Regions from separate parts of the Mus musculus genome. Here region 1 is linked to region 2. The links are chromatin loops, found by intact Hi-C in ENCODE. Cell type or tissue: left cerebral cortex. All regions are shown on one strand. Each heading gives the region's core, and the rest is flanking DNA. Links, peaks and the distances in the headings are about the cores only.

Region 1 (15,849 bases), core at 4,935-12,934, 58 kb before region 2:
TTATGGCTAGACAGTCACTGTCACTTGTCACTTTGGATAAGCACATTCCCCCCAGGTCTTCAGTCATGAGGGGACAAATGCCAAACATGGAAAGACATGGGAATGAGATGATGAGGTTTAGCTGACAGAGCTATGAGTGGGCTTGTTATCCCGAGAACAGCATGCACTCAGGAGCATGGGGGACCAACACACTCGCCTGAGCTGACTGCTCGGGTTAAAAATAAAGATCCTGTATTCATGCAAATCTTCTAAGTAAAAATAAAAAAGAAAAAGGAAATGGAAAACCACAGGTAACATTTAAAAATGAGACTCATTTTTAGCCATTACTCTACTAGGAAATAAACGTGCATGCACAAACATGCACACAAAACACACACACAACTTGGATCTCTCTGACTACAAGGCATCTTTGAAGTGTAAGATAAAGGCAGCTACAGAGCAAATTCTTGAAGACAGTGTGTGTGCCCAGGATCTATAAAGTTGCCTGTAAATCAGCCCTGGGGTTTGAATTATTCACACAGTCAACACAGAAGCTGGGTGCTTTAAATGGAGCTGAGTGAGGAGGTGCTCTTCCACACAGTAACTTTTAAAATCTAATCCAAATACTTACAGTTTGAAATATGGATGCAGAAGACGGAAGGATTGATCTGATCAATGAGTTTAAAGTCACGGTGAGGTGGGTCTGCTGTCAAATTCATTGAGTAGAAGGCTGCCTTCTGACTACAAAACTGCCTGTCACCCCTGAAAGTCAAAGAAAGCAACAGCAAGTTTTCAGTCCACAATCTAAGCCAGATCACCCTACATTTCTCAGATGCCTTCACTACAGAAATACGACTAAGGGACACTGATGAAGGTGTCAGGTCAGCAGAGACTCCATGTGGCTTTACTTGCGGGTACGAGGGTGGTCCTGAGGCTTTGATTCTGTCTGCTGTGGCAGTGCACGGCTTTAATCCCAGCACCAGGGTGGTCCGGACAAGTGAGTCTAGGAGTTCAGATCTATACAGCAAGTTCCACATTAGTCAGTGCCATACAGTGAGACCCTAACTCGGAAAATACAACAACAACAACACTGTTTAAGGGAAGCCTGCTGGGTGTGGAGTAAAGTGCAGAACACTTTCCATTGAGATCATGACATTCTGGGAGCTGGAAAGACGGCTCGGTGGCTAAGCATTTACTGCTGTCACAGAGAACCTAGGCTCGGTTCCCAGAACACACAGCAAGCAGCTCATACCTGTAACTCCAGTCCCAGGGGCTTTGATGCTCTCTTCTGTAGGCACTGCATGTATGGTGCTGCCCATGACACACACAGATACACACAGATGTGCATGAGTGCACACACACACACACACACACACATACAAATACACATAAAAAAATAAATATAAAAACATACTAGGAAGTTTGCTTTGAGTATTTTTATTGTGTGTGTGTGTGTGTGTGTGTGTGTGTGTGTGTGACTTTTTTCCATCCCACACGTGTGGAAGTCAGAGGACAATTTACAAGGGTCAGTTCTCCTCTTATGTAGGCCCTCAAGATTAAACTCAGGCTAGCAAGAAGCGCCTTTACCCACTGAGCCACCTTGCCCTCCTCTCTTCTGCTGCATAACTTGTGGGTAACCTTCATACAGGACAGCTCAGACCATCTTTTCAGGAAGGCCTTCCCTGGCCTAGCTGAGGCGACCTCATTCCCTGGTGTTCCTCAGGCCCTGGCTCACTCACTCATCTCCCTCAGCCAACAGGAAGCTCTTAAAAGTTGTATGGGTGTCCAGGCCGTGGTGGTGCAATGGTGCACACCTTTAATCCCAGCACTTGGGAGGCAGAGCTAAGTGGATCTCTGAGTTTGAGGCCAACCTGGTCTATATATAAGTTCTAGGACAACCAGGGCTATACAGTGAAACCCTGTCTTAAAAAAATATTCAATTTAATAAATGGCACTCAATTCAAAAGCCGCCATTCTCTCAGGGCTGTCAGGGCTCGCTTGCAGTTTCAAGACAAGCGGACTGATTTTCAGGGAAGGCTAAACACGCTCTGGTCTTGGAGGCCAGGAAGGGACCCCGCTAGCACCTGCTCTCCAGGCTATTTCACAATGCTGGAGGAAATTCAGTTGCCCCATTAGGCTGATAAAATGGTTTCTCCTGGGAAGAGTCCATTGTGTTTCCAAAAGGACTAAGCATGCTAGGTGGCTGTCCTGCATTTCAGTCAGCTCCATCTGCTGGTCCCATCCTGAGAGCTTAAACCTTTCTTAAAGGGCTGTTTTGTTTTGTGTTACAAAAACCTCTGACAAACAAGCCGAGATCACTCAGAGCTGATCACATCTTCGACTTGTACTTGCGTGAGAATTCCACCTCTGCCATTTCCCATGCACTGGGAACTGAGAAGCCTTGCTTCGCTTACATCCAAAGAGACGCACACAAAGCACCCTGACTAATTCAAGTCCCCAGAGAGAGCTGATTCGGGGGCTGGGGAGGCAGCCTAGTGGGGACAGGGGCAGGGGAGGCGGCCTAGCAGGAACAGGGGCTGGGGACGCAGCCTAGTGGGGAACGTACTTGCTTCTGAAGGGTGATTTTAAAGAAGCATGATATCCAGCATGGATTTCAAAAGCAAACCAAGCCCAGGCTCTGATGTGTATCTGCAACAGGGCACCGGGCAGGGGAGGAGACAAGAGGATGCTAGCCATCTGTCAACCGGGGATCGGGGGTAGGCTAGGGGGATGATTTCTACATTCAGTGAGAGACCCCATCTCAAAAATGAAGGTGGAAAGCAATAAATGAACAGACCCATGCTTTCCACAGGCCAACATGCATGCATGCAAAGACAAGCACACCCATGCATACATGCACACATACACTATCTATCTATCTATATATATACATACATACACACACACACACTGCCATGAGACTATTTCACAGGTACAAAGAGGTGACACATTATCTGTGCACAGCTCAAATATTAATTTCCAAACTTCATAACACTCTAGAGGCAACACACACGTGTCCCTCCATCACCCACACTGTTGAGCAGCTGCACGGGACAAGTGACTGCTTCTGACAACACAGGGTTTTGCCCACAGGGCTTCTGAGGAGTGTGGAACATGATTCCTGTCCCCACATTTTATCATCCTGGCCAAACGGCCATCAAACCTCCCTGTCGTATGCTTACGTGACAATGTCGTATGCTTACGTGACAACTGGGACTGAGCAGGCAGAGAAGATGCTGAAATCTGCAGGGCTGCAGTCAGGGTCGCAACAGCAGTTGACATCACACTGTGCCGGAAGCAGGTCGCAGACACACAGAGCAGCAACTACGAGACAGGTCAGTGAGGGTTCAGAGGGTGAGTGAGATGTTACTGCTCCCTGCCACCAAGGGATGCCAGAAATCAATGTCACAACGGTGTCTGGTTCCTACTGGGGGAAAAGTCGCTCATGGACACAAGTCACTTTGAGTACCCCACCCCAGTGTCTCCCTAAGGTGGCTGCAGGGGTCTACACGTCTCCTTCAGAGCAGATTCCAAGGAAGGACTGTTGGCAGCCTTGTCCCTTTCCTCACATGCAGCCGGTTGCTGAACTCAAAGTCGTAAGATCCTGACCAATAATCAAATGTTCCTAATTTGGCTTATGATGTCCTTTTGTAATTTAAAATTTTACAATATAAGGTAATGCATTTATGACAGGATACAACAACAACATGGAGGAAAGGCAGGGACATCCCCCCACCCCCACCCAGACAGCAACTCAGACCTCAGCCACCCTGACAGCCACTGTGACTGAGTCTTCAGGACTCGCATCGATCAGGCAGAGAACCTCCACGAGAGCAGAAGGGAGAGCTTCCTCGCAGAGTACTGAGCACGCGATAGACTGGCTCAGTTTACTACTGTCTTTACTACCCTGCTCATTCTATCTCTGTCAATGGAGAAAACCCTCTCAAAGAAACAACAGAGGGCTAAAGAGGCGGGGTGATCGCGATAGAGCACTGGCTGCTCCTGCAGAGGATCTAACTTCGGTGTCCACAACCCACAGGACCGCTCACAACCATCTCTAACTCTGGCTCCAGGGGATCTCATGCCCTCTTCTGGCCTCTGAAGGTACGGGGCACGTATATGGCATACAGATAGATAAGATAATCTCAAAAAAAACCACAACATACAACAACAAGAAACAATATATAGCACAAAGATAACAAACTGAATTCATGGCACAGACTACTGTGAGGAGAGAGGAAATAATGCATCCAGGGCTTTGGCAATTTTGGTTGTTTGCTCTTTGCTTCCTGAAGCAGAGGCTACTTTGGGTCACAGGTGCCTTCCACCATGGTTCCTGCCTTTCCCCAGCTAAGGTGTCACTGAATCTGTTTGTTTGTTTGTTTCTTGTTGTTTTTCTTTGAGACAGGAATTCTCTGTGTAGCCCTGACTGGAACTCACTTTGTAGATCAGGCTGGCCTCACACTCAGAGATTCCCCCACCCCTCCCCAGGATTAAAGAGTGTACCACCTGCACAACCTGGCTTGATTTTTTTTTAATTTATTTATTTATATGAGTTACACTGTAGCTGTCTTCAGACACACCAGAAGAGGGCACCAGATCTCATTACAGATGGCTATGAGCCACCCATGTAGATGCTGGGATTTGAACTCAGGACCTCTGGAAGCGCAGTCAGTGTTCTTAACCACTGAGCCATCTCTCCAGCCCCCTGGGCTGCATCTTAACTGTAATGTTTGGTTTCCTTTTGGGGAAGAGGGGCAATAATCTCAGGCTTCAAACAAAGAATTTTAGCCAAATGCTGACGGGATGTCATAGCATTCTTATTTGTATGAATGAATGGTTTCAAAATTTACAAAAAAAAAAAAACCAAAACAAAAAAACAAGCTCTAGAGATGGGAGGCAGGCTGGGAGGCCCACACCTGGGAATCTCAGCAACTGGGAGGCAGAGTCAGGAAGATGTCAGGTTACAGGCCAGTCTGGGTCACTTAGCAAACCTGTCAGGAACAAAGTTAGGAAAGAAGGCGAAGGCAGGAGACTGGAATGGTTCTAGAACAGGCTGGGGAGATGGCTCAGGAGTTAAAAGCACATACTGCTTGTATACAGGACCTAACTTCTGTTCCCAGGACCCAAGTCAGCCAGCTCTCAAACAAACTCCAGCTCCCCACTTCGGTTCTCCAAGGGCGCCAATATATATCCACCCCATCCTCACAAACATATACAAATATGCACACACAATTTAAAATACTTTTTTAAGATTTAGAAAAAATTCCCCCCGAAAGTGGTATAACGCTCTGGAAAGGCACGAAGGGAAAGGGGAGTTTTATTGATAAATGAAAAATGCTTTCTTAGTCCGAAAGACAAATTAGCTCCTCCTTGACTAGGTCCTCTCTAGCCATGGACAACTGCGCGTACTCACTAAAAGAACGCCATACTCCCTTCACTGGGATGGGTAAAAGGGAGAGAGCAATTAAGTCCACTACCTCATGTGTTTAAATTTACAACCACGAATTGTTGCCAAAGCTTCAAATTCCGAGCGGTAAGTAGATACGGATGAAACAGGTGTGTTTAATAACTCCATTTAGCTGGTAAAAAATGTCTAAAACGCACTTAATCACCCTGAAAATATCTGCTGGGCTCTCAGTAATCTAGACACAACTGGGATGCCCATGTCCGTGTGTCTGCGTGGAGAGGACGAAGATCCACTTAGCACTCTTTCTTCTACCAGTACTGCCTTCAACTCATTCTGTAGGTTTCTATCTAGTACCCCACTGCAGCCGTCTGCAATGATGCGGAAAAGGGAGTAACTGAGCCCCGCCCTCCGCATTTGTGTGCCAGAGATCCGATCTCCCCCTGAGGGTAACGACAGGGAGGCTGAGAAGGGGGTAACTTTGAGCTGGTGTACCCGCTCCAGGGGGGTCACCCCTTTGTACCCACCGTCCGTGACCGGGGTAGGCCTGGGGCCAGAGCGCTCCGGTGCCCTGGGAGTTCCCGGGGTCCTAGGCGACAGGGAGGGCTGCAGAGTGGTGGGGGTGGCCTTGGTGGAATTGAGATCCTCCTTCGTCACTGCTGGGGTGGCCGCAGCCGGGATGGCAATGACCTGGGTGCTCGAAGAGGTGTAGCAGTTTAGGAGCACCAGCAGGAGCGGCGGGAGACCCCGCGACCCCATGGCCTAGCAGAGTAGCCCGCGCCGGGGAGCTAGGCCCGTCTGTTGCCCGGGCAACAGTCACAGCCTAGCGCTAGGTATCACGGGAAAGGGCTCGCGAGGCCAAACTGGTCTGCGGAAGAAGGTGGGGCCTGAAGTCAGACCCGCGAATGGGGCGGGAGCTGGGCGAGGCTATAGGCGGGGCCTGGGCGGAATCGGAGAGGAGGGGCGGGGCCGGTGGGGGCGGGGTATGAGACAGCTCTTTCTAAGGAGCCCTCAGAAAATCGGAAGATGTAAACTTCTGTTGTGACACTTTGGGTGCTGCGTGGTTGTTTTTTTTTTTTTTTTTAAAAATGTAGATTCCCAGCTATAGCCTCACAGAATTCGGAGTCAGTCAAGACTAGGGCAGAGCCTAGAAGAGAGTATTTCTAATAAAAGACCCGCAGCGCATGTTTAGAAGTGACTTGGTTCCTTTAAGTTACATTGAATTTCTTACCCCATGTAACACTTTCTTTACTTTCTTTGCCTTTGGATACATCGCAGGAGGTCGCCAGAGCACTTCTGTCCACGGATTTATTTATGATAAGAGAAACAAAAGAATTCTTAACTTTTTGGTTCTTTTAGACGGGATCTCTCTGTGCCTGACTAATCTCGAACCCAAGGCAGCCCTATGTCAGTGCCTCATGCCAGGCATGCACCACCGCATCCAACCTCCATATCTGCCTTTATGATTATATCATTTGGAATGTTCTTCTCATCGTGTGTGTGTGTGTGTGTGTGTGTGTGTGTGTGTGTGTGTGTGTGTGTTTACTGGTAGGGGGAGGATGGGGGAGGAATTTGAGACAGGGTTTCTCTCTGTAGACCTGACTGTCCCAGAATGCACTCTGTGGACCAGTCTGGCCTCGAACTCGGAGAACCACCTGCCTCTGTCTCTCAGGTATTTTTTAAGGGTTAGTTATGTTTTGTTTTGTTTTGTTTTTTGTATATGGTGTTGTGTCTGTATGTATGTACACCAGCAGAGGGCATCAGATCCCATGAGACAGTCATAGACATGACATGAGCCACCAAGTGGTTGCTGGGAATTGAACTCAGGACCTCTGGAAGAGCAGCCCAAGCTCTTAACCGCTGAGCCATCTCTCCAGCCCTTCCTTAAGTCTTACAGCCCTGTGCTTCAAATCATTCTGTGAAAAGTTCTCAAAATCCTTTTATCCAGTCTCAAGCCTCAATGTAATTTTCTGACATTTGACTTCAAGGTGTAGACTGTTATCTGCTCATACATTTCGAAAGCCTTAGGGGACAGTGGGGACTCATTTGTTAGTTTCTTTCTTTCTTTCTTTCCATCATAATTCACTGAGTCCATCTAGGGGCTAGAGAGATGACTCAGCCATTAGGAGCCCTTGCTGCTTGGAGAAGACCAGGGTTTAGTTCTCAGCACCAGCATGGTGGCTTCTCACCTGTGTTACTCCAGCTCTAAAGGATATAAACCGGTCCTCTGGTCCCTGGGGGCACCTGCATGAGTGTGTGCACCCAAATAAAAGCACACATCTAAATGTGACGCTTCCATTATTCAAAACTGAATATATGAATATAAGCAATATAGTAGTCACCTATGCTGGAGTTTCTTCCCAGTCAACATTTTTGTTGGCAACAAGTAACAAGTTTACTGGGTGTAGAATTTGGTTTGGTTTTAGTTTTCAGTGGTTTTTAAAGATTGATTTATTATTATATGTAAGTACACTGTAGCTGTCTTCAGATGCTCCAGTAGAGGGCATCAGATCTCATTATGGGTGGTTGTGAGCCACCATGTGGTTGGTGGGATTTGAACACAGGACTTTTGGAAGAGCAGTCAGTGCTCCTACTGGCTGAGCCATCTCGCCAGCCCCTCAGTGGTTTTTAATGAAAGCCGTTCTAACAGGTATACTAGACTTTAAGTAGACCTGTATTTGCATTTCTCTTGGATACCCTTCCTAGAAGTACATTCTATGGTCTTGTGTGTAAGTTTATAAGAAACCGCCCAACCTTTCTCCAGAGCCACTCCCCAGTGTTCTTTCCCCACCAATAGAGTCTGACAACTCCAGTTTTGGATGCTCTTGAAACACTGGGAGGTTAGGCATGATCAACTCCACTTCCATTTTTGTTTGTGGCTAACTTGACAGGCTTGCGGTGGTGTCTCCTTGTCAGGTAAATTTGTTTGTTTGTTTGTTTGTTTGTTTGTTTCAAGTCAGGGTGTCTCCTGTAGCCCAAGCTGGCTTCAAACTCACTATGTAAATAAGAATGACTTTGAACTTCCGGTCTTCCCTCTCCTTCCTCCCAAGTGGGTGGGATGCAGGGTGCCTATCGCTGTACCCAGTACAGATGACCCTGGAGATCCAACCTAGCGCCTCATGCATCCGAGACAAGCACCATACCAACGGCACCATACCAAGGCACCATACCAAGGCAGGTTCCAGCCTTGGTTTTTTGTTGTTGTTGTTGGTTTTTTTTAGACAAAGTCTTACTGTGTATCCTCTGCCCCTTCCTGGCCAGCCTCCCCTAGTGTCAGAACTGCAGGTGTGTGCACCTTCAACCTAAATTGGCTCTTAATATCCCATCAACTGACGTGCGCTGACCCACTGACTTTGCAGTTACCAAAGCACACAGTCTGAGGCCAGGTGTAGTAGATACTTGAAACACTCAGCAGGGAAACAGCCCCAAGTTCAAGGCCACCCTGAGCTACATAGAAAGATCTTGTCTGAGAGAAAAACAGCAGGAAGGAAGGGAATGTGATTCTAGTACTCCGGAGATGATGGCGGGCAGGAAGATCAGGGGTTCAAAGTCAGCTTCAGCTGCCTAGCAAGGTTAAAGGTCTACATGGGATGGAAATCGGGCTTCAAAATGGAATTAAGCTACCCTTACCCCCCCACACACACCCCTTTGAGATCTGTTGCTCTTGCCTTCCCGACATCTGTTTGGAGTTCTGTGATGTAAACATGTTTTCACTGTTGTTTGGGGGACCTGCAGGAAGTTCCTCTTTCGGTCACCTCTTCTTGAAGCTCCATGGGGCCTCTTCAGTCGGCACTGCTGCTGCAGCCCGTGTTACAACACATGCACATTACCTATAACCCCAAGTTTACTGGAAAGAATAAACAGAGCTGGGAAGTGGTGGCGCACGCCTTTAAGCCCAGCACTTGGGAGGCAGAGGCAGGTGGATTTCTGAGTTCCAGGTCAGCCTGGTCTACAAAGTGAGTTCCAGGACAGCCAGGGCTACACAGAGAAACCCTGTCTCAGAAAAACAAAAACAAAATAAAAACAAAAGAATAGATAGAATTAAATGTAAAATAGAGGCTGGAGAGATGACTCAGAGGTTAAGAAGGCTTACTGCCCTTGTAGAAGACCTGAATTTGTTTCCTATAACCTACTCCAGGTGACTCACAACTGTCTGTAAGTCTAGATCTGGGTAACTGGACTTCCTCTTTTGGTACCTGCATTCACATGTGCATATGCACACACACATACACACACGTATACATAATCAATCCTTAAAATAAATCATAAAATGCATTACTAAGCCAGGCAGTGGTGGCACATGCCTTTAATCCAAGCGCTTGGGAGCCCACAGGGAGTGACACTCTTAGGGGGTGTGGTCTTTTTTTGAGGAAGTGTGGCCTTGTTGTTGATGGAAAGGACAGGTGCCGGCTGATTAGAGTCTGTGTAAAACTAGAGAAAAATGTAATATTGCCTTTGAATGTAGTTGACAGGTTACCACAGTTTGCTGTTCTGAACCTTACACTTCCACCTTCGACCTGAAGGTGGCAGCGTTTGTCATTAAAATTAGTCACCTCCAAGGGGAAGAGAAACATTTTTTTTTTCATTAGCTCCTGTTTATTTAGCAAATGTTAACTGAGCACCTAATAGGAGAACCAGTGAGATCGAATCAAAGCAAAAACAAAACAAAACAAAACAAAACACTTAATGGTCAGGGAAATGACCCAGTGGGTCAAAGTGCTTCTCGCCAGGCCTGACAACCAGAGAGTTCTGGCCCTAGGACCCACAAGTTGGAAATCAAGAATGGAATCCCACAAGTTGTTCTCTGACCGCCACATACTTGCCTCCCCCTGCCCCCAGTATAGAAGAAATAAAGAGTTTTAAAGACACTTAGAACTTACCATGGAGCCAGGCATGGTGGCACATGCCTTTAATCTCAGCACTTGGAAGGCAGAGGCAGGCAGGTTTCTAAGTTCGAGACCAGCCTGGTCTACAGAGTGAGTTCCAGGACAGCCAGGGCTATACAGAGAGACCCTGCCTCAAAAAACAAACAAACAAACAAACAAACAAGAAACTTACCATGGACAAGGGCTCTAGAGTCTTCTTTCAGGGAAGATGAAGGGTCACCCAGAAAATTATTCAGTTGAGCAATGTTAGTTCAAGTCAGAGCCTTAACTGGTGTTCTTCCTCAAAACTAAAATGCTCCCCCCCTCCCGCATACAATAAACATTATCTGCAAAGGACATTATTTACTATGACTTTTGCCGGGTTTTTGGGGTTTTGTTTTGTTTTTAGGAGACACGGTCTCTTGCCATAGCCCTGGATTAGATGTCTGGGAACTTACTATGTAGACTAGGCTGGCCTCAGACTCCCAGAGCTTCGTCTGCCTCTGCCTCTGGAGAACTGGGATCGAAGGTCTTCGCCACCACACCTGGCAGGCTTCACCACATTAGCTGTTTGGGCTTTGGCAAGTTGAATCCCTTTCTGAGGTGCGTTTGTGTGAGTCATGTATGACATTCTGGCTTCTCACTCTCCTGTTGTCCCTGGTAATTAACTGACAAAGAACGGGACTGGGGAGGTGAAGGAAAGGGCAGGATTTGAGAATTGCTTTCCAGTGCCATTGACTTAGATGTGAAGGACAATCTCTGGGTCGTGCAAACAGAGGCAAGGACCAAAAAGAAAACCACGTGACATCTCCCCGACGTCCATCACTCCACACCTCAAATAGGCCAAATTCTTTCTGTGACCCCCAGATGACCTATAGAAGAAGTTTCCTCATCTTGCCCAACCTCAACAAGGTTTGCTTCCTCGTTTTTGCACTGAACTTTTGGCCCCCTCACACCCACCCACACCCACACCCACACCCTACTTGGAGACAGGCTTTTCCCTGTGTGTCCTCTGAGACTGTAAGCAGGGATTCATGAATAAACATGCACTCACCCTACGCAGGGAAGGAACCAGTGACAGACTGAACTTCCCATCACCCTAGGTTGGAAGGCCACAAGTGACAGACAGAAGTCCAACTTGGTGAACCAATGAGTTTTATTGCAGTTAATTATAGGAATATGGATGAGGGATTACGTACAGAAGCAGAAATGACTCAAAGACAGCACACACACATATATACACACACACCATTTTTAAATATCCTACTGTTATACCTTCTACTTAACATCCTGTGTTTTAAGGCATTTCCCTCCAAAATAGAAGGTTTTAATCTCCAAAAAAAAACTGCGACAGGACACTAGATAGTCCAGGCCAGCCTCAAACTCACAGCAATCCTCCTGCCTCAGTCTCCTCAGTGTTGTGGTTTGAGGTATGAGCCAACACGCCCAGTTTCCTCCAGGACATTGAAAAGTTCTCAATTTCTGTGTGTGTGCGCGCTTGAGAGTGCATGTGTACACATGTGCATGTTCATGTGCATGGGTTCCATCTTGTTATTTGAGACAGGGTTGGGTCTCTCACTGACCTAGTGCTTGCAGAGCAGGCGAGGCTGGCAGGTTAGTGAGGCCCAGGAGTCTGCCTATCTCAGGAATTACAACACAACGTGCCACCACATCTGGGTATCTAGCTTTGATTATGTAGGTTCTGAGACTCGAACTCTGGTCCTTATGCTATATAGCCTTCTCCTCAGTTCCCATTCTCCATGTGACACAGAAGTCTTGGTTCTCCCCCGTGCCGCTGGAGCTAGCCTCTATACTGTGGGCGTCTCTCTGTGGACACCCCGGGAGTGAATGTCTCTTCCTAGTTATTGGATACAAGGATTTTCTTTTCCAAGTTGTCTTGTGGGTATTTAGATTTTTGTTGTTGGTGGTTTTTATTAATGTGTAGTTAGTTGTGTATTCTAGATGTGAGTTCCTTCTTTGTGCACATGTGCCTGATCCCTGGAGTTGGAGTTATTAATATAAGTGCTGGGAACTGAGCTGGGGTCTTCTGAAAAAGCCAGCGAGATCCCTTAGCCCCGGACCCATCTCTTCCCTTAGTCCCTAGATAGGAACTCTTTCTTGACTTCCTGCTTTATGAACATTTTTCTCTTCCAGCATTCAGAAGGCTGAGATGAGGATTGCTGTGAGTTTGAGGCTAGCCAGGGCTACATAGTGAGGTCCAGGCCAGTTTGAGATACAGAGTGAGATCCTGTCTCCAAAACCAACCAAACCACAAAGCAAAAAAACCCAAAGGGACCAGAGAGATGACTCAGTGGTTAAGAGCATTTTGTTCATCACAGAGAGGACCCAGGTTCAGTTCTCAGCACCCACGTGGCTGTTCATAACCATCTGTGACTCCAGTTCCTGGGGATCATGTAGATCTTATGCCTTCTGATCTATTTGGGTACCGGGCCCACACTTGGCACACATGCACGCAGGCAAACTCTTGTATTTGTAGAAATAAAATAAATCCAAAATATTTGGGTTTTTGTTCTTAAGATTTACACATTTTATATATGAGAGTTCGTTGTCATTGATGTCAGACACACCAGTAGGGGGCATGAGATCCCATTACTGGTTGTGAGCCACCATGTGGTTGCTGGGAGTTGAACTCCAGATCTGTGGAAGAGCAGTCAGTGCTCTTAATCACTGAGCTATCTCTACAACCCCTAAAACAGCTGTTTTTAAAGGCCCAACAAAAGAGAAACAAGAAATGTCTCTCAAACCATGGCTTTTCTTCCTTCCTTCTACCCTTTCTTTCTCCTTTTCTCTTTTACAGTGGAGTGGGGGCAAGGTAGGTAACAGGGGTTGAAACAAGGGCCTTATATATGTTAGATAAGTGTGTGCTACCACTGAGCCACATTCCCAGCTCTGAGGTTTGATCTTTAAAACAAACAATTAGGGCTGGTGGGATGGCTCCATGGGTAAAGAAAGGTGCTTGCTTTCAAGATTGCTGACTTGATGGCAATCCCTGGGACCCATATATAGAATGAGCCACACAGTGGTGGCGCACGCCTTTAATCCCAGCACTCGGGAGGCAGAGGCAGGCGGATCTATGAGTTCAAGGCCAGCCTGGTCTACAGAGTGAGCTCCAGGACACAAAGAAACCGTTTCCAAAAACAAAGCAAACCAACCAACCAAAGATGGAACGAGAGAATCCACTCCAAGTTCTCCTCTGACATCATAAGCATGACATCACAGACGCATGTGCTAAATAAACACTCCAAGTTCTCCTCTGACATCATAAGCATGACATCACATACGCATGTGCTAAACAAACAAACAAACAAATGTAATTTTAAGAAAAGGTTTATGCTGGATGTAGTAGCACAGACCTTTTACTAGAGAGGCAGAGGCAGAGGCAGGCAGATCTCTGTAAGCCTGAGGCAAGGGCAGTCTGTATGGAGAATTCAATGCCAGCCAGCACTATATAATGAAACCTGGACACAAAAAACCAATTGTGGGCCAGCAAGATTGCTCAGTAGGGTGACACTTGACTGATGGCCTGAATCCAATTCCTAAAACCCACATGGAGGATGGAGAAAATGAACACACACACAAACTCCCATGTGAATGCATATGTGCACACCCTCTGGGTGTGTGAATGTGCTAAACAATAAATAATGGGGTTTTTGTTTGTTTGTTTGTTTGTTTGTTTTTGAAGACAGGGTTTCTCTGTGTAGCCCTGGCTGTCCTGGAACTCACTTTGTAGACCAGGCTGGCCTCAAACTCAGAAATCCACCTGCCTCTGCCTCCTGAGTGCTGGGATTAATGGTGTGCGCCACCACTCCTGGCTAAATAATGTTTTTAATAAAAGAGCATTTGAGATGGCTGACTGGGAAGAGCTTGGTGGACAAGCTCCACAATGGGAATTAGATCCCTGGGATCCTCATAGAGGTGGAAAGAACCAACCCCACATGTGTCCCCACACTTGCACCTCACAGTGTACCCCCACAGTGCACCTCCACATGGGCACTCACACACATGCACCCCACAATGCACCCCCACACATGCATTATACACACTCACAATCATAGATACAAATTTTAAAGGATTAAAAATTTCCTGCCTGGAATGTATTCTCTTTTTCCTTTGTCTCTTCATTTTGTGAAATGTGTATAAGAAGTCAAGGAGCAAACTAACTTGATTTTGTTTTGATGTAAAGTCTCTCTACTGTAGCTTAGACTACCTTGAATTATTATTATTATTTTTATTGTGTTTTTTTTTTTCGAGACAGGGTTTCTCTGTGTAGCCTTGGCTGTCCTGGAACTCACTCTGTAGACCAGGCTGGCCTCGTACGTGCATGTGTGTGTGGGTGTGTGTTCGCACGCATGTGCCATAGTGCAGATACGGAGACCAGAGGACAACTTGCAGGTCCCAGGATTAAACCCAGGTCATCAGGTTTATCAGGAAGTGCATTTGGATGCTGAGCCGTTTCTTAGCTCTGGTCTTGAACTTTTGATCTTCATTACTTCAGCCTCCAGAGAGTAGAATTACAGGCATGAGCCACACAAACCCAGCTTCCAGTTTAGATCTTCCCAAAGAGATGACTAACCTCCCTGAATCACTGGAAAAAAAAAAGAGTAATAATATTTTCTTCCCACTGACTTAATTAAATGGTTACCTCAGCTTTTCTTGGGTTCCTTAAACTTGTGGGTTGTTCTTTTCTCTTAAAACCTCTCGGAGCACCTTGCAAAGCTTCCCCCCTCCCTCTCACACCTGCCGAGGCTGTCTCCCAAGATTTCAGTTCAAGCCTGAACATCTGCTTCTCCAGCCTGGGTGGCTGCTCTCTCAGCTTCTGGCTTCTTTCTGGCAGGTGACAGGGACAGTTTTATTTATTTATTTATTTATTTTGTCTGTCCCCAGAGCATATCATGTCCTCCCAGACATCTGGAGCAAACCTGTCTCCACCAGCCTGAGGCTCTAGTGCTCAGCCTCTCCCACTTCTCTCTCAGCTCACCTTTGGGATTTCATCTTCTGCTTCATGGCAAAAGTCAAGGAAACACTCACTACTTTCACTAGTCTATTTTGGGAGCAGGGGTTTCAGACAGGATTTTTTCTGTGTAGCTTTAACTGTCTTGGAACTTGCTCCGTAGTCCAGGCTGGTCTTGAACTCAGAAATCTGCCCGCCTCTGCCTCCAGAGTGCCGAGATTAAAGACTTTCGATACCAGCTGCTCATCTGACCCTTTTCATTTCTTAAATCTCAAGTTTTTAATTAATTCGTTTATGTTTAGGCAGAAAGGGCTGGAGTAGTACACGGATAGCATTTGCATAGCTTTCAGGAGGCCATGAGTTCAATCCCCAGCATCATCCAAAAAGGATGGGGGGTGGGGGCTGCGGAGACGGGTAGGGCGGGTGAGATAGCTCAGTAAATAAGACTGGGGCCAAGCCTGATAACCTGAGTTTGACCCCTGGGATCCGCAAAGTAAGAATTAAACTGGCAGAGGTAAATAAATGCAGATCTGCCTTAATAGCAAGAGCAGACCTTTTATTGGTCAGAGAAGGGAGCACCTAGACCCACCCAGGAGACCCACTGTACAACCTGAGGACAGTTTTCA
Region 2 (15,849 bases), core at 4,123-12,122:
GATAGCACATCTTTCGATGTCCAGTTAGGAGATATCATCCTGACAGCAACAGATGGGCTCTTTGACAACATGCCTGATTACATGATCCTCCAGGAGCTGAAAAAACTGAAGGTAAGGAGCCTGGAGGCCCTGGGAGCTGCCGCTCTGCCCAGTGCCCTGTCCCTATGTTGGTTTGGAAAAGACTGTTTTTTGAACTTCACAAAATGATGGGTATACTATCCCAGGCGATTACAATTGGGAACATTAGAGGAGAACTGGGGGAGCCCTTGGCTCAGCCTTCCTCATAGGGTGGTCCAGGGGAGTCGGAAGTTGCTTTGTTTCCTCGTATCTTATGCACCTGCTTATGCCTCTCTCCTTTTCCTGTCACCACACACCCTGCGGTTGCTGAGGCTGGGAGGTCAGAAGTGAGACCAGGCAGCAAGGAGTGTGGGTGTTGACTAGAGCTATCACTGAGGGAGAGTTTGGCCTCTACCACAAAAGGTGGCAGGACCAGAAGCTGGGCTTTCCAGATTCTCTTAGCCCAGAGAAAGTTCTGGCTGGCAGACCTGGCCTTCTTCTCTGGCACCTTGCCATTCTGGCTTGGGGTGTTTCTTCTACTGTCCAAGCAGTGCCTCCTTGCCTGTGAACTGGGAAGAAGAAAAAGTCTTCCCCTTCAGGGTGGCAGGGAAGAGTAACCAACACCATGGGGAGGAAGTCCTAGCACCGTGCCTGCCCTGTGGTGGTCGCTTGTACTGGGGCACTGTGTGCTGACAGCCGTCAGCAGGAAGCACTCGGCCCACCCTCCGGGGCTTCCAGTGCAGAGGAGAACGGCTGGGGAGGAGATAGATACACAATATAGGCTGCTGGCAAGTGAGCAGGGTTAGAAATAAAGGGGACTCCTATCTTAGATTGGCTAGGGAAGGCCCCTGTGAGGAGGCGGCCTAGACGCACAGACCTGTTGGCTTTTCATTTTCTTTATGAACTTTGCTTTTTAAAAATATTATGTGTATGAGTGTTGCCTATGGAGGCAAGAAGAGAGTGTTGGATCCCCTGGAACTGACGTGAACAGTCTTGTGGATGCTAGGAACCAAACCTGGGTCCTCTGCAAGGACACCAGTACTGTTGATCTCTGGAGCCATGCCTCCAGCTGTCCTAGCCCTCTGCTGGTTGAAAGATGTAGAACCTTTGATGGCAGGGCTGAGCAGAGGCTTGTCCTCCAGCGCCCATTTTATAGATGAGGAAGTGGAAGTAGCTAGGACAGGGCATGGTCAGAGAACGCACAGCAAAGCAAGAGTCTGCTATGGCATACAAAGCCTGCAGGCCAGTCTCAGCATAGCCAGCACCAGAGCACCTCTTACTTGAAAAAAGCTAATATGGCTAGCTAGGTGTTTTCCCAAACATGGGGACTTCTGAGGCACCATGAAAATGTGGCCCAAACCCACCTTTTCAGACCATCCCATTTTAGCAAGAATACCTCAAAAATTTCAAATGGAAGACCAAAAATGAAAATCTTAATTAAAAATGTGGAGCCATTTCAACCAAAGGTTCAGGCAGGGCCTTGATCTGACGGGCTTGGTCCCCGTAGTGCTGTCTCCATGTCTTTTCTCACTGGATAAACCTAAGTGCTGGGGGAGTGTTCAGGTGAGTGTGCTGCCTGCCGCAGACCATCTGGGTCCCTTTGTCTGCGTGGAGCGGGTCTCTGGGTGCAGATGGGCAAGGAGTTGGCGGGTGACAGACAGACCAACACGTGAGATTGTGTAGAATCTGAATGTATTTTGTCATGTTGAGCATCAAACTTTTTATACCGAAGAATAACAAGAAACCAGGCAAAATACGATCCACCAAGTTACAGTGATGAAATACAAAAGGAATGTATACATCAAAAGAAGGCGGGGACCAGGCTGCTGCCACTATGAAGGGAGCCAGGTGTAAAGCTAGTCTATTGTTAAGCCCACCACCAGGGGTTCTGCACTAGCAGGCCTTCTCATGAATACTGCAATACCACAATCCCCCTATTTCCTGGGTCTTTAGAAGAATTTACCAACTTGCTTCTAATATGAAGCTTGCTATACCTGGCTGTAGGGAAGATCTAAGTCTCAGTGGGATTCCCTAGCTCTATTATGGTATTCCCTTGTTTGGGTGAGATTTGTTATTGTCCTTAGTAAATACTTTGCAGACCAGCTCTGAGCTGCTGGCTCCGTTTTTTGTAATGCTTAGTTACTGAATAGGTAACTTCCTTACTGCATTCCTGCCGGATTCCAAGCTCAGTTGCTTCTGGGACCTTGGAACACTGGCGAAGGCTCTGGTTACGTCAGAATTCAATCTTAAAAGGCACTTAAAATAATATAATGCTAAAAGAGAGCGCAGGGATCCATACACCAGACTAACGTGGGAATAGGGTATGTATATGGGTTAATGAGAACGCCAAAGCTCCAGGAGGTGAGTTTCCGTGAAACTCTTTTCCTCAAGTGCTTCCAGGCTTCTCAGCCTGTCAAGCAGACTTTTACTGGAGTGTGCGTGGCAGCTGCCTACAGTGCTGCCTGCATCAAGTGTTCTTATGCAGAGCTCACATGAGGCACCGTGGTAAAAATAACTCCATCCTTCATTTTAGAATTCAAATTATGAGAGTATACAGCGGACTGCAAGAAGCATTGCTGAGCAAGCGCATGAGCTGGCCTATGACCCAAATTATATGTCACCTTTTGCACAGTTTGCATGTGACAATGGATTAAATGTGAGAGGTAAGCATTCTCTGGAAGGTTCTGAGTTCTGGGTGAAAATGTGTAGGTGTGTGTCCTCTTAGCAAGGTCGGAGGGTGGCGGCTCATTTTTCCTGAGCCGCCCTTCAGAACCGACCTTGACTGCCTGAGAGAGCATGGAACCTGAAGCCCTTTACTCCACAGTGCCCTGCTTACCCAGGGCCACATCCCCAGCAGCTAAGTTCTGCCTCCTGAGTGGCTGAGTCCAAACTGCTGCAGCAGTCTGCAGAGGGAAGTTGTACGACCCTGCCATTGGTCTACTTCCTGGTGTGACTGGGGGATCAGGCCCGTCCTGGCTGGATGACATTGGCATCAGAACTGTCTAGGGCTGCCCAGCGTTTGCTAGGGTAATATTATGACATGCTGAGCACATCTGGGCTGAGGAAATGTTAAAACAGAGGAAAGCACATGCCATAGCTTCTTGGCAGATTAGAATACAGGCTATTCTGAGTTTCCAAACACTGGACATGTTTGTCCAAATTAGGCCAGTGCGGTATGTGAGTGCTGGGCTGTAGCCGTCCTGCACTTACTCATGTGATGCTGTGGGCCGACCACAGCCACCGAGTAGGAAAGCGGCAGGGTGGGTTTAAGCTTCAGTTAAATCACAAGGTTGTAGACAACTCAAGTATGTGCTGACCCTCCTGCCTCGGCCCATCAAGTACAGAGCTTGTAGGTTGCACCGCCGTGGCCTGGCCTTGGTGCTGTATAACTGGGCCTTGTTTACTTTAGCTTTGGGAGATGGCATCGGGTAACACTGGCTCAGTTTAAACTCTCTGTAGCTGAGCGTGACGTTGAATTCCTGATCCTCCCCACACTGGAGCTTGCAGCTTTGACTCTCCAGTCTGGAGCATCAGCAGAGCAAACCCACAGAGCTCTTGTCTTCAGTGCTTACGTGAGCCACATCTCTGATTGACTTTTCCTTCAAGCACACTGATAAGTGTCATCTGTGTTTTAGGTGGAAAGCCAGATGACATCACCGTCCTCCTCTCAATAGTGGCTGAGTACACGGACTGATGGGCCACACTGGTGACTCCTGCCTTTCCCCTGTCTCCCGACTTCTCCCTGCCACATGTGCTGATCCTGCTGGCAGGACCACATTTCTTTGCCACTGATCTCAGTGGCCAATGATGGATGCTCTGGCCCATGTTTGAGACCCATCAAGATCCTTGTTGAGAACCACTGCTGTCACCCGCTAGCCCGTACCCACTGGTGACCCACTGAGAGAAAAAGCGAGGTGACCTCTCCCTTCTCCTGGAGGTTTTCAAAGTCTTTTACTTTTCAAAAGCAGTTGAAGTTTTGAAAAGAAGTAATGTTGGTAAAGTGAACTCAAAATGTCAGTGTGTTAAAGGGATGTTAACATTCAACAAGTAGTAAATAGCGGCACCTCGGCCAAAAAACACGCGGATCATCCCAGGAGAAGCCCTGTGTCCCCCAGGCGCAGGCTCTGCGAGGACTGCTGGGGCTTTGTGTTTTCTGTTTGCCAGGAGCCCACAGTCCTGCTCTATCCTGTGCTGGGTCATGACATCCCAACCCCAGCAGCGGACGGTTTTGGTCACAAATTGGAAGAAAATTTTTGTTCTATGGATGCAGATATTTTGTGCTTTTTAAAAGATGCTTAATTGTGCCCCTGTGACTGCAGCTGTGGCAGTCTGTTGATTTGTCCAGGTCACAGGCTAGAGGCCTGGCCCACAGGAGAGGGACAGGGGAAGGAGACTCCTTACCAAAATCTAGTAATGGAAATACCACGCAAAATTTCAGAACTCCTCAAAGCCTGGGAATCAAATGCTGTAGCTGAAGTCGTCCGTGCTGCCTGTAAGATGCCACGGGCCTTCCAGGGCTAGAGTGTGCAGCTGCAGCTTGGGATGGGGTTGGCTGTGGACAGCCTGCTCCTTCCCTCAGGAGCCTCCCACCCTTAGAGCATGCCCCACCTGCGCTGTGTCCTCAAGGTGATGGTGTGGTGGCTGCAGCTCCCAGAGCCCACAGGAAAGCTAGTGGTGACCTGACATTCACAGTGACCGCAGCTGAGTGTGGGGCCCTGAGTCCAGCTTAATGTTTACAGTTCCAATAGCCATTTGCAGTAGGTAACGTTCCTTCTCAGATTTCCCCATTACCTGCGAGCGCAAACTTATTTTTAAGGTTTATGTACAATTGACTGCTGTAAAGATATATATATATTTTTGGGTCCGTTCTTTTCCTTCATTAACTTGGTGGTAGAAAAGCCGTATATACTTAGAAACCCTTAAGTTAAAGCCGTGTTTCTGTGCAAGTCAGATGACGCTGGTGTGAAGATGGTGTGAGCAGCCGTGCAGCCCTTCCTCTGCAGGAGACACTGGCTCCCTGGTTACTGCATTGAACTTGTGTTTGAGGTTACCTCAACTTGTTTTTAAAAGGTTTTGTCTGTCTGTGCGTTTGTATATTTGAGTAGCTGTCTCTGTTTTATTTAAACTGTTTACCATGTACCATGTACATGTCAGTGCTCTCAGTGCATCATGCTTGTAACAGGCATTCATTCATGAGAATGAGTTACTCATTTGTAAGCTCTTCAGTAATTTATCTACTATTCCTAAATTGGCATAATGTTAGATTCCTATTTTGAATCACCTTTAATTACATGTCAGAATGCCTTAACTCCCCTAACCTGACAACACTGAGTTAGTTCTCTGGTATGGAGGGAGACTGGATAAGGAGATGTCGCACTCTGTTGATCCTGGGGCGTGAGGGGCACGTGGTGGGTATTTATTTTGCACAAACTCTTTGCAGTGTCTGTGTTTAAAACAGTAAGGTTGCATCCAGATGGGGTGTGTGACTCTAGGACTGAGGACTTCAGCTCTTCTGTGTGGTTTGTAATTAGTTCTTGGTCAGAGGTGTTGTAGCCTTACAATCTGGATATATTTTGCATTAATTTTCCAATGCCGACATTTAATTCCTGCTAAGAGCAGAGCTGGTCAAGTCACTGGCTTTTTTCTGCTCTCATTTAGCCCATCAACCAATGTTTGTAAAAGTAGATTGGTGTGTTTTATACAACTTACTTTTAGTCAACTCACTTTTCTGAGCAGTGATTGTAAGAAACAGACAGGCAGTATGGCTGTTCTAGTAAACTGAAAACCACGAGGCAGACGTCAGGATTCAGTGACAGTTCCTCAGGCCTGGCGTGTGGACTGGTGACATCGTATATTCCATTTGCTTCTCCCTGTCCTTTTTGTTACACACTTAATTTTATAACTGTCGAGAGGTCAGGCAGAGCAAACGCTGCTCACACTCACTGAGGCCAGGGGCTCCATCACACACCCCTCGCCAGGTCTGATCTGGAACCTGGTGTGCGCGTGAGTTGTATTTTAAATCAAGCAATGTAAGCACTCATATTTGTCTCACAGAGTGAACTTTTATAACAAAAGAGAAAATTTGGGTTTTAATTTACAAATGGCAAATTATTTATCCCTCTGGATGCACCAAAGACCAGTAAAGTTTATAGCTTTTCCATCTATATTTATAAAGCAATACTGTATTATAAAAAAATCACTATTTTTATCACATGCTTGAAATTTTTATTTTGTTCTGTTTTAAAAATGTGCACTCTAAACATATCAGAACCTTATTTCTTCCTATGAACTTAAGCTGCCTGCGCACAAAAAGTATAAAATTATCAAGTGGAGATGAAGTAGCTAGAGTCTTACAAACAGAGAGAAGTGAGGGGAACAAGTCATGTATCCCGAGTTATCTGTGTGCTTGGCTACTCACTCACAGAGAATTCATTCCAGGTATGTGTCTGGGTTGGGCTGGGTCTGGAGAGACTGGGTATAAGCTCCAAGGCAGGAGAGTGCCCTCCACCGCTGCCGCTGCCGCTGCCTTTGTTCTGGATAGAGTAGCCAGCAGATGGAAACAGGGCAGGAGTGGTTTGGAGGCGGCTGGCGGGATTGGCGAGATTGGCTGAAGCTGTGCGTGTCTGAGTAGGTTCATGGCTCTGTGTCACTGTACAGCAGCTCTCTTTGGCAAAGTTGTAACACTCACTTTCTTGGAAATTGTCACAGTTTTACATTTAAAAAAATTTGCAATAGCAAAAAAAAAAAAAAAAAAAAAAAGAAAAGAAAAACATAAAACAACATAATATGAAACAGAAGACATTTGGATTCTATTTCTTTCAAAAAAGTAAATTTATCACAAAATTGAACTTCTCAATAAAGCAGTGTCCATGTCAAAACATAACTGTTAGTAGGTAGTCTGTGGCAACGATGAGTAAATGACGAAGCAAGTCTGAGTCTGTGTGTACTGATGCGCTGCCTTTTCTGTTGAGACTATCATCGTGCGTCCTACCAGAGGCAATGACCCGAATCGATGTTGGAAATATAACTTATGCAGGAATAGTTCTGTAAATACATTTAAATAAACTGTAAAGATATTTAATAAATATAGTATTTATACTATTTGCCACTCCTTTGGTTTGAATGGACAGGAACTGAGACACCCACCCTCAGCTCCCAGATTCTTGGTCTGCCTGACAGTGAGCCAGCACCTCGGAGCTGTGTCTGTGGTGCTTTACTGTCTGAGCATGGACCGGAATGGCTAGTTATCAACAGCTACTTACCTTCCTCAGAAATTCACCAAAACCGACTGACAATTGAGTGTAAAATAGAGGGTTTTGTAGCTGGGGTGTTGTGCCTTCCAGACAGTACTGAGTGAAGAAGCTACCAAAAACACTGCTGGGGGGGAGGAGGTCGGTAGCAGAGCACTATGCTAGGATGTGCAAGGCCCCGGATTCCATCCCAGCACCACACACGCACACCTTGTGCTCCACTGGAAGTGCAAAGCTCTGGGTGCAGCTAGTGTCGTAGTGTCACTGTCTTGGGCAGACTGGTGCTGCAGCCAGGCTGCTGCTGATCTAGGTGCTTGGGAGCTGCATCAGTGTGTGAGCCCAGGCCTTGTCCTCGGCAGGGAGACCTACAGAGTAGCTCTGCAGCCATCTGTGCCCGGTAAGACTGTCTGAAATCCAGTTATCAGTGTAAACATGAGACTCCTAAATCTTCAGCCTACGACAGAGGACAAGGCTGAGATAGGTGGGCATTGCCAGCTTCCACTAAAAGCTTCTTGAAAGCCCATTTTCATTCACAGAGGAACATTTTCGGATGGAGTTGGGTTTTTATTAGATTCCCGTGGGTAGCTGTGACTCACTTAGCAGCTACAGAACCCAGTCCCTCTGGTTTCAGCTAGAACGCTGCTCTCACTTCTGAAGCCGCTGACGCACGTGGGCAGCACTGAGTCCTGCCGGGTTGATGCTTCCTTCCAGGTTGGTGCTTTTCCAAGGACTCAGCAAGCACACGTTCCTGAGCGGCTCCTTTTGTTGCCTGTAACCGACTGTACACAGGTTTGGTGAGAGCGTCCTACACCGTGAGCTGTTACGTAAGTGCATTTGGTGCCAGGTTTGCACGTAATCTACACGTAAGCAGCTAGACCTGAGAGGAGCAGTGGGCAGGCATTTGTCCCCCGCCACCTTACCTTGTTCCTCTCCAGGCTGAGCTCTGGCTGCTGTGTGCAGATGACTCACACCGACTTCACTGCATGCTTTCTGCCTCCCACTGCAGAGCGCACAGGAACCAGAGCAGCTGAGGGCTGGGAAATAAAATTGTATCATATATAAAATGACCACAAAATGAAAAGTTAACTGTTTCTTTATTCACAACCTTTTCTCTACTCTGAACAAAACCTGTCAGGCCATCACATACACTGGAATGCCTGCTGTCTGCAGTCGGGCACAGAAGCCCCACCTCGCCCCATGCTGAGGAAAGTCTGCTTTAGGGACCAGCACAGGACGTGTCAAGGCTGCAGCAGAGTAAACAGTGGCATCTAAGCCCTGATGGCTCATTCCTATGCTGCCAGCTCTGTCCCCCGAGTAGCACACGGATTTTAGTGACACTGATAGTCTGGGGCATCCTGGGACAGTCTGCTCCATTTCCACTTGGCCTTCAGGCAGCCAAGTGCCCAGCGCGGCTATCACTGAGCGTTAGCATGGGTGCTCAGCCACTCACGTCCTCCTCACTGTCGCTTGCTACTGCCAGGCTGTCCAAGGGGTGGCCGGCATACTCTTGCTGTTCACAAGATACAGCTCCAAAGAACATGCAGGAAAACTAGAAAGGAAAACAAAAGAGTGTCGCTTATTCTCAAGACAAAGCCTGCACACTGAAGGTTCCAGCTGGTGGTGCTTTTAAGAATGTGGCCATGTGTTGCCACTGTCTTTGATGGTGATGAATCCTGGACACCATTACCTGCTGAACACATCTAGGGCCAAAGCTCTTCTGCCATCACCAGCCCAAGACAGGACCTTTATAAATGGTAGTCTACTGTGACCTCTCCTGGAGCTACAAAAATGTCCACCAGGACTGGGAAAGGCGGTGGGTCTCTTTAATCAAAGGGGATCAATAGCTGGCTCCCCTGTCCCAATCCCATATCTGCCCTCAGAGGCTGAAGCTGACGACCCCCTAACCCAACCCGCTGCCTTGTTAAAGGGGAGCCTTAGTGTTGCTGATGCTCAGATGTCTCGTCCTCTGCCCTCTGCAGCTGCTGCCTCTGCTCTGACACAGGGAAGTAACTGTCTGTACTTATAGACTCTTCTCATCCTCCTCCTTACCTACCTTAAGCTTTTGACCTCAGCCCTTCCCAAGAATGAGTCCTGTGCCTGAAGCAGTCTCCTGTAGCAGAAGACATGCACTAGGTTGGAGAGATGTCTTCTGCAGCTTCTGATCCCTCACTGCAGTTAACCCCAGATTAGCTGCAGTGAGCAGGACAGTAGCCATCACCATGGACCGAACCCTAGAACACCCATCACATAGGTAGGTAGAGATGGGATCAGGTTGCAAAGCTGATGTTGCCAGTCAGGGAGGATACAAACTTGACTACCCGACTTGGGAGATAGAAGAAGGCAATTTATGAGCCTAAGAATGCAGGAAGGTGCCAGACTATGGCCATGGCAGTAACCTGAAAGAAGCAAGCAAAGTGGCACTCTGCTATCTAGCCCTGAGAGAGCCGTTGCACACACTGCCCTCTGCAGCTGGAGAGCACATGTGTGCTGTTCTTGCAGTGAAATCTGCAGTCACCTGTTAAAGGGCAGCAGCTGCCTTGAGCTCACCTGCAAGCAGTCTCTTGCTGCTTTAGGAGTCTGGCCTTGAGCAAGGTTAAGGTCCTGAGACTAGAGGTGACAGTGCAGCCTCTCATCCAGGTGTCTGGCCCTGAGTAGTAGCTCTCAGTAATTTTCATGGCATCTTCTGACGCTGCAGAATTCAGGCTAAAGTATTTTGGTATTGGCTGACTTTGCTTTGGGGTGAGTGTTATTTGCCACCTGCCTTGTTCCTGATGTCTACCTGGGCTTAACATCTGAGGCTGGCTAACAGCAAGTTACTAAAGTTTAGTTACAAGTAAATGTTCACAGTAGAAAAAGATAAGTCTGTAGAAAGCCATTGATAAAGTGGCAGAGAACAAAGAAGCCACTGAAGAGTCAAGCAGAGCAGGTCCAGAGACTGACACAAGTATATCATGTTATAACATGGCACGGGAGACACCAGAGCCCTGGCAAAGGCAGACTATAATTGTAAAGGCTTCTGGGGTAGCTGCAAAAATAAAGTTAGACCATAATTTACAGCGTGCATGAAGAGAGACTCCAGATGGCACAGCGAGTAAACATAGGAGGGAAAGGGTGGATTTCTTAACTAGTGTAGGAAGAGCTTTCTAATTAGCTCAAAAATCATTTGAAAATTAAAAAAATTTACTATGTAAAGGAAAAAGGCTTTGCATGGCCAAAAAGCCACCACCACCAACAAAAGAAATCCAATGTAAGGTGTAGTTGTGCACATCTTTGTATCCAGTGAGCGCACGAGGAGGGCCAGGGCTGAGGCCGCAGCTGGTGGGGTGCTGCTTGTTCTCCCATAAGACCCAGGTTTGCTTCCCAGGAGCTATGCCACTGCACTCGCAATCAGAAATGCAGATTAAAGCCACGATGAGGAAGACTGAAGACATGCTGCAGCAGTTACAAGCTCTTACCACCTGAGTTCAGTTGCCATCACCCAAGATGGATGGCTCACAACTGCCTCTTAACTCCAGCTCCAGGGGATCTGACTCCTGATTTCTAGGTACTACACACATGTGGCAGACACACATAAACACAAAATATTTTTAATCCCAAAACTAAGGAGCAGGTGCATCTGTGAGTTCGAGGCCAGCCTGGACTACATAGTGAGTTCTAGGAGAGCCAGGGCTATGTAGAAAGACCCTGCCTCAAAAGCAAACAACTGGAACTGGAGAGATGACTCTGCAGTTAAGAGCAAGGGCTGCTCTTGCAGGGGATCCAGGTGTGGCACCCAGCAGCCACATAGGGGCTTACATCCATTAGTAACTCCAGTTCAAGATCTAACCCTTGACCTTTGTGTGCACCAGGTGCACACGTGACACACATACGTATATGCAGGCAAACACACAGAAAATAAAAATATTTTAAAGGTAAACAAAATTTCTGAACTATAAACTTGGCACTGTTTTTTTTTTTTCCAGGTTTGGCACTACGAGCTGTCTGCAGACTTGGGAAGTTGTCAGTCCCTCTCACTGCTGCAGCAGGCACACACTGGCAGGACCTCAAAGAATACCTGCACACTTGGTTCAGTTATCGAACTTTTAGGAGGAATTTACCTTAAGGGTACAATTCTAATTATAGGAGATGCATGTGTGACCCAGTTTGTACTTGGAGCTTTTAACAGTTTTAAGACAAGGTTTGACAAAATACTTCTGTAGGCCTGCAACTTGATATATAGTCTAGACTGGCCTTGAACTCTTGAGATCCTCCCGCCTCTGCCTCCCGAGTGCTTGTGACACTTTTGAAATTGCAGAACTGCAGGAATACAGATAGTCACTTAGGGTGGTTAACTCAGGAAAGACAGTACAGCTGTTGTGTGGAAAGCATGCTTTCCAGCCTGTGGTGAGTGCAGAGAGCAGCAGGGAAGCAGGGTTTGTGTAAGGAAACTTGCAGCTGCTCATTTGCTAAAGAAAAAAATAATAAATGGAGGAAGTGCTTGGTGTGCAAACACAAGAACCTGAGTTTGGATCCCAGCACTGGGATAAAAATATGGGCAGTGTCTGTTACCCCAGGGCTGGGGGTGGAGACAGGCCAATCCCTGGAGCTCATTGGTCAGTCAATTTAACTGAAGGAATGAACTTCAGGTTCAATAAGACCTTGTCTCAAAAAGTAAAGATTGGGGCTGGCTCAGCGGTTAAGAGCACTGACTGCTCTTCCAGAGATCCTGAGTTCAAATCCCAGCAACCACATGGTGACTCACAACCATCCATAGTGAGATCTGACTCCCTCTTCTGGTGTGTCAGAAGACAGCTACAGTGTACTTAGATATAATAATAATAAAAATCTTAAAAAAAAAAAAAAAGTAAAGATGGCGGGAGGGCTGGTGAAGTTGCTCAGTAGGCAATGCCTGGATCACAGGCCCAGCGCAGGCATGGGCACACACAAATCTAGTGCTGTAAGTTGCTGATTCTTTTTTCTAAAGATGTGTATGTGTGTGTGTCCGTGTGTGCATGTGCAAATATATGTGCTCAGTCCTGCAGTTGCCTGAAGGGGCTAGAAGACAGTGCAGCATCCTCCGGAGTTGGAGTTGTAGGCAGTTGTGAGTGCCTGGAAGCAAAGCTCTAGTGCCTTGCAAGATTAAGCATATTTAACCCCTTAGCCATCTCTCCAGACCCCACAAACTTTTTTTTTTTTTTTTTTTTGGTTTTTCGAGACAGGGTTTCTCTGTATAGCCCTGGCTGTCCTGGAACTCACTTTGTAGATCAGGCTAGCCTCGAACTCAAAAATCCACCTGCCTCTGCCTCCCGAGTGCTGGGATTAAAGGCGTGTGCCACCACCGCCCGGCTCACAAACATTTTTAATTAAAGCAAAAAGGCACCCAGAATTGGCCCTGAGCTTCATGTGCCCGCATGTGTAGGTACAAGCACAGGTGTGCATATCACACAACACATACAATGCCATACATACACAATACCATTTTTTATAACTGATAAGGCCACTTGCTGTCAAGCGGATGCCCCAGATTCAATCCCAGGGACTCACAGAGTGGGCGGAGAGAATTGATTTCCGCCTTCTTCCCAGACCACTGCACTGTGAGCTGTGGCACGTGTACACACACACAAATTCTAAGTCTTTAATATAAACAGAAACTGAAATTAGAAGAGAATACAGATAAACACATGAATTATAGGAACAGCCAAGGGTTTTGTAGAAGGGACTCCAGCAGTTTAGGTAAGACCTGACTGCTGGTATTGTGTGAATAAAAACCCTCTGCACAGCAAAGTGAGCAAGACTCAATGAACAGACAACCTACAGATTGGGGTAGCCTACAGGTCTGTAGCAGACAGGACCAGTATCTATAATGTATGAACTCAAGGGGGCATACGATGAGTTTGGTGTACACACATACATATACTCAGGCACACTACACACACACACACACACACACACACACACACACACACCTAAAACAAAAAGAAACACCACAAATGCCAGCAAGGATGATTGTGGTGAGATAGGAAGAACTTTACACTGCTGGTAGGAATGTAAATTGACCCGGGCCCCATGGCATGAATCAGCACAGAGATCCCTCAGCCTAGGAATATCTGCTGAGCATGGCGGCACACTTGTAATTTACACTAGGGAGACAAGTCAGAAGGATCAGGACTTTAAGGCTGTCCTTGACTGCATAGTTCAAAGGCACTGTGGACTACTAGAGATGCTGTCTGAACACCAAAAAAGAGCCCGATGTAGTGGCATATGCCTGTAACCTGGGCTACATAAAACTCTCTCTAAAACAAACAAAAGCCCTAGAAATATCTATCACCATCTAAATGCCCTAGCTGTATCACTTCTGGCTATTTGTGACTGTGCAACTATAGGACTTTTAACAGACCCAAGAGATACCTGCACATCCATTCTTATTGCAGTATTTTACAGTAGCTACATTATCTGTCCATCAACGGGTAAGTGGATAAAGAAACTGGGATATCTATGCAATGGGATTTTATTTGGGGGGCTGGAGCGATGGCTTAGTGATTAAGAGCACCGAATGTCCTTCCAGAGGACAATTCCCAGCAAGCACATGCTCACGATCCTCTGTAACTCCAAGATCTGACACTCTCACACAGACATACATGAGGCAAAACACCAGTGCTTACGAAATAAGTACAACTTATTTTTAAAAAAGGAATTCTGTTTTGTCATAAAGGAAATGAAATGATGTTATCTGCTAGATAATGAATGTAAATGGACATCATCATAGTAAAATAAGCATGGCGTGTTTCACTTGTGGATCATACACACATAGACACATAACACAATACATATGACATATATATACAAGCGAGAAAGCAGAGGGTGGAAGAAAGAAGACTAGCAGGAGGGAGCAGAGAGGAGGGTGGAGGAAGAAAGGGGGAGAGGAGATGAATTTGCTCAAAGAATGTAAATATACTTGAAAGAAAGCCATCATGAAACAGGGTGGCCAGGCCAGGCCTCTAGCAAGGTGGATGCTGGAGCACTGGGCTGCCCTGGCCCACCTCAGCACAGCAATCCTACCTTCCTGAGGTGTGAAGGGCTCCGCTCTTCCTCCATGTCACTAACAACACTTTCAGGCACTTCGAAGATGTCATCCTGGCCGGCGCTGGCTCTCTTGGTTTCAGCTGCAGAGCTGCTGTCAGGAGAATCCTTGGGAAATAGTCTTTTGGGCGCTGCTCGAGAGATGCTCTCTGGGGTCTGACTGACTCTGCTTTTATCCTCCGGGGCACTGGACTGTATGGGGTGTGACCTGGGCATTTAAAGGGATGGGATGGAGTTGTTTACTGGGAAATAAATTTCCTGTAACTAAGAGACGAGTGTGAGATGGCGATGGGAGCTGTGAATTAAGAAGTCTATGAACAGAAGCACTTGTTGAGAGTGAAGATTAATACACACAGTCATTAGAAATGCCCAGAACAGGCCAGGCGTGGTGGCGCACACCTTTGATCCCAGCACTCGGGAGGCAGAAGCAGGCGGATTTCTGAGTTCAAGGCCAGCCTGGTCTATAGAGTGAGTTCCAGGACAGCCAGGGCTACACAGAAAAACCCTGTCTCAAAAAAAAAAAAAAAAAAAAAAAGAAAAAAAGAAAAACAAAAACAAACAAAAAGAAATGCCCAGAACAGACTTGAGTTCAGCAACCCAGCACTCATCAGCATGGATTATGCTCATGGGATCTGTGGTAGTTTGAATGACAACCATCCCCATAGGCTCGTCTGTTTGAGTGTTGGTCCTCAGTTGGTAGAAGGTGTGGCCCTGTGGGGGAGGTGTCAGAGCGATGGGCTTGGAGGCTTCAAAAGCTTCCCCACATCCCCAGTGAGCTCTACTCCCTGTCTGAGGATCCACATGTGCTCTCTCAGCTGCGCCTGCTGCCCTGCCTGCCTTTGCTCCCCCATCACAGCCTCTAACTCTCAGGAACCATAAGCCCAATTAAACACTCTCTTTTATAAGTTGCCTTAGTCCTGTTGTTTTAACATAGCAATAGAAAAGCAACTAAGGCCTGGTGGTGGTGGCGCACGCCTTTAATCCCAGCACTCGGGAGGCAGAGGCAGGCAGATTTCTGAGTTCAAGGCCAGCCTGGTCTACAGAGTGAGTTCCAGGACAGCCAGGGCTACACAGAGAAACAAAAGCAACTAAGATAGCATCCCATGAAACAAGTTCAGCTGTGGGCCTGCAAGATGGCTCAGCCAGAGAAGGCACCTGCTGCCAACCCTGACCTGAGTTTGATTCCTGCGATCCTGACTGCATGTGTGCCATGGCAGGCATGCACACACACATGCATGCTCAGACATCACAGGACAGCTTTCAAGAGTTGTTTTTTTTTCCTTCCATCACGTGAGGCCCAGGGATCAAACGCAGGTCCTCAGGCTTGGTGGCCGGTGTCTTTACCCACTGAGCCAGGTGCTGGCCTATGGGGAAAGCTTTATGAGGTCATGAGAATGCATGCTTTCAAATCATACATCCCGACACTCTGGGACATTCCTGCACTATGGGTGTCATGGAGAGAACGGGATACAACATGACCCTG

Evidence for each region. Peaks named below come from ENCODE experiments on the same cell type or tissue, not always from the same donor. Only the 100,000 strongest peaks of a DNase experiment are listed, where the experiment ranks them.
Region 1: a loop joins it to region 2, with 2.4 times the contacts of the local background. A loop is called at or near these places in 12 of 42 quality-filtered maps.

Annotation. Positions count from the first base shown.
Region 1 is chr5:122,258,225-122,274,073 of GRCm38, forward strand. It overlaps Tctn1 (tectonic family member 1), which reads right to left and starts at 6,236. Exons shown (of 14, transcript NM_001039153.3): 1 at 5,914-6,236; 2 at 3,183-3,303; 3 at 611-741. The coding sequence starts at 6,145. In left cerebral cortex, for the core only: CTCF peaks have their summits at 7,149 (motif pointing right), 7,874 (motif pointing right), 9,895 (motif pointing right) and 12,844 (motif pointing right); DNase peaks (open chromatin) are centred at 5,777, 6,249 and 9,903; H3K4me3 peaks cover 1,324 bases; H3K27ac peaks cover 657 bases.
Region 2 is chr5:122,317,124-122,332,972 of GRCm38, forward strand. Pptc7 (PTC7 protein phosphatase homolog) reads left to right here. Exons shown (of 6, transcript NM_177242.4): 4 at 1-111; 5 at 2,591-2,720; 6 at 3,693-7,158. The coding sequence ends at 3,751. It overlaps Rad9b (RAD9 checkpoint clamp component B), which reads right to left. Exons shown (of 13, transcript NM_001382853.1): 10 at 14,346-14,574; 11 at 8,758-8,856; 12 at 8,228-8,341; 13 at 6,100-7,101. The coding sequence ends at 8,273. Among named protein-coding and RNA genes, the nearest start is that of Rad9b, 29 kb to the right of the region's middle. In left cerebral cortex, for the core only: a CTCF peak has its summit at 7,981; DNase peaks (open chromatin) are centred at 8,004, 8,735 and 10,355; H3K27ac peaks cover 2,027 bases.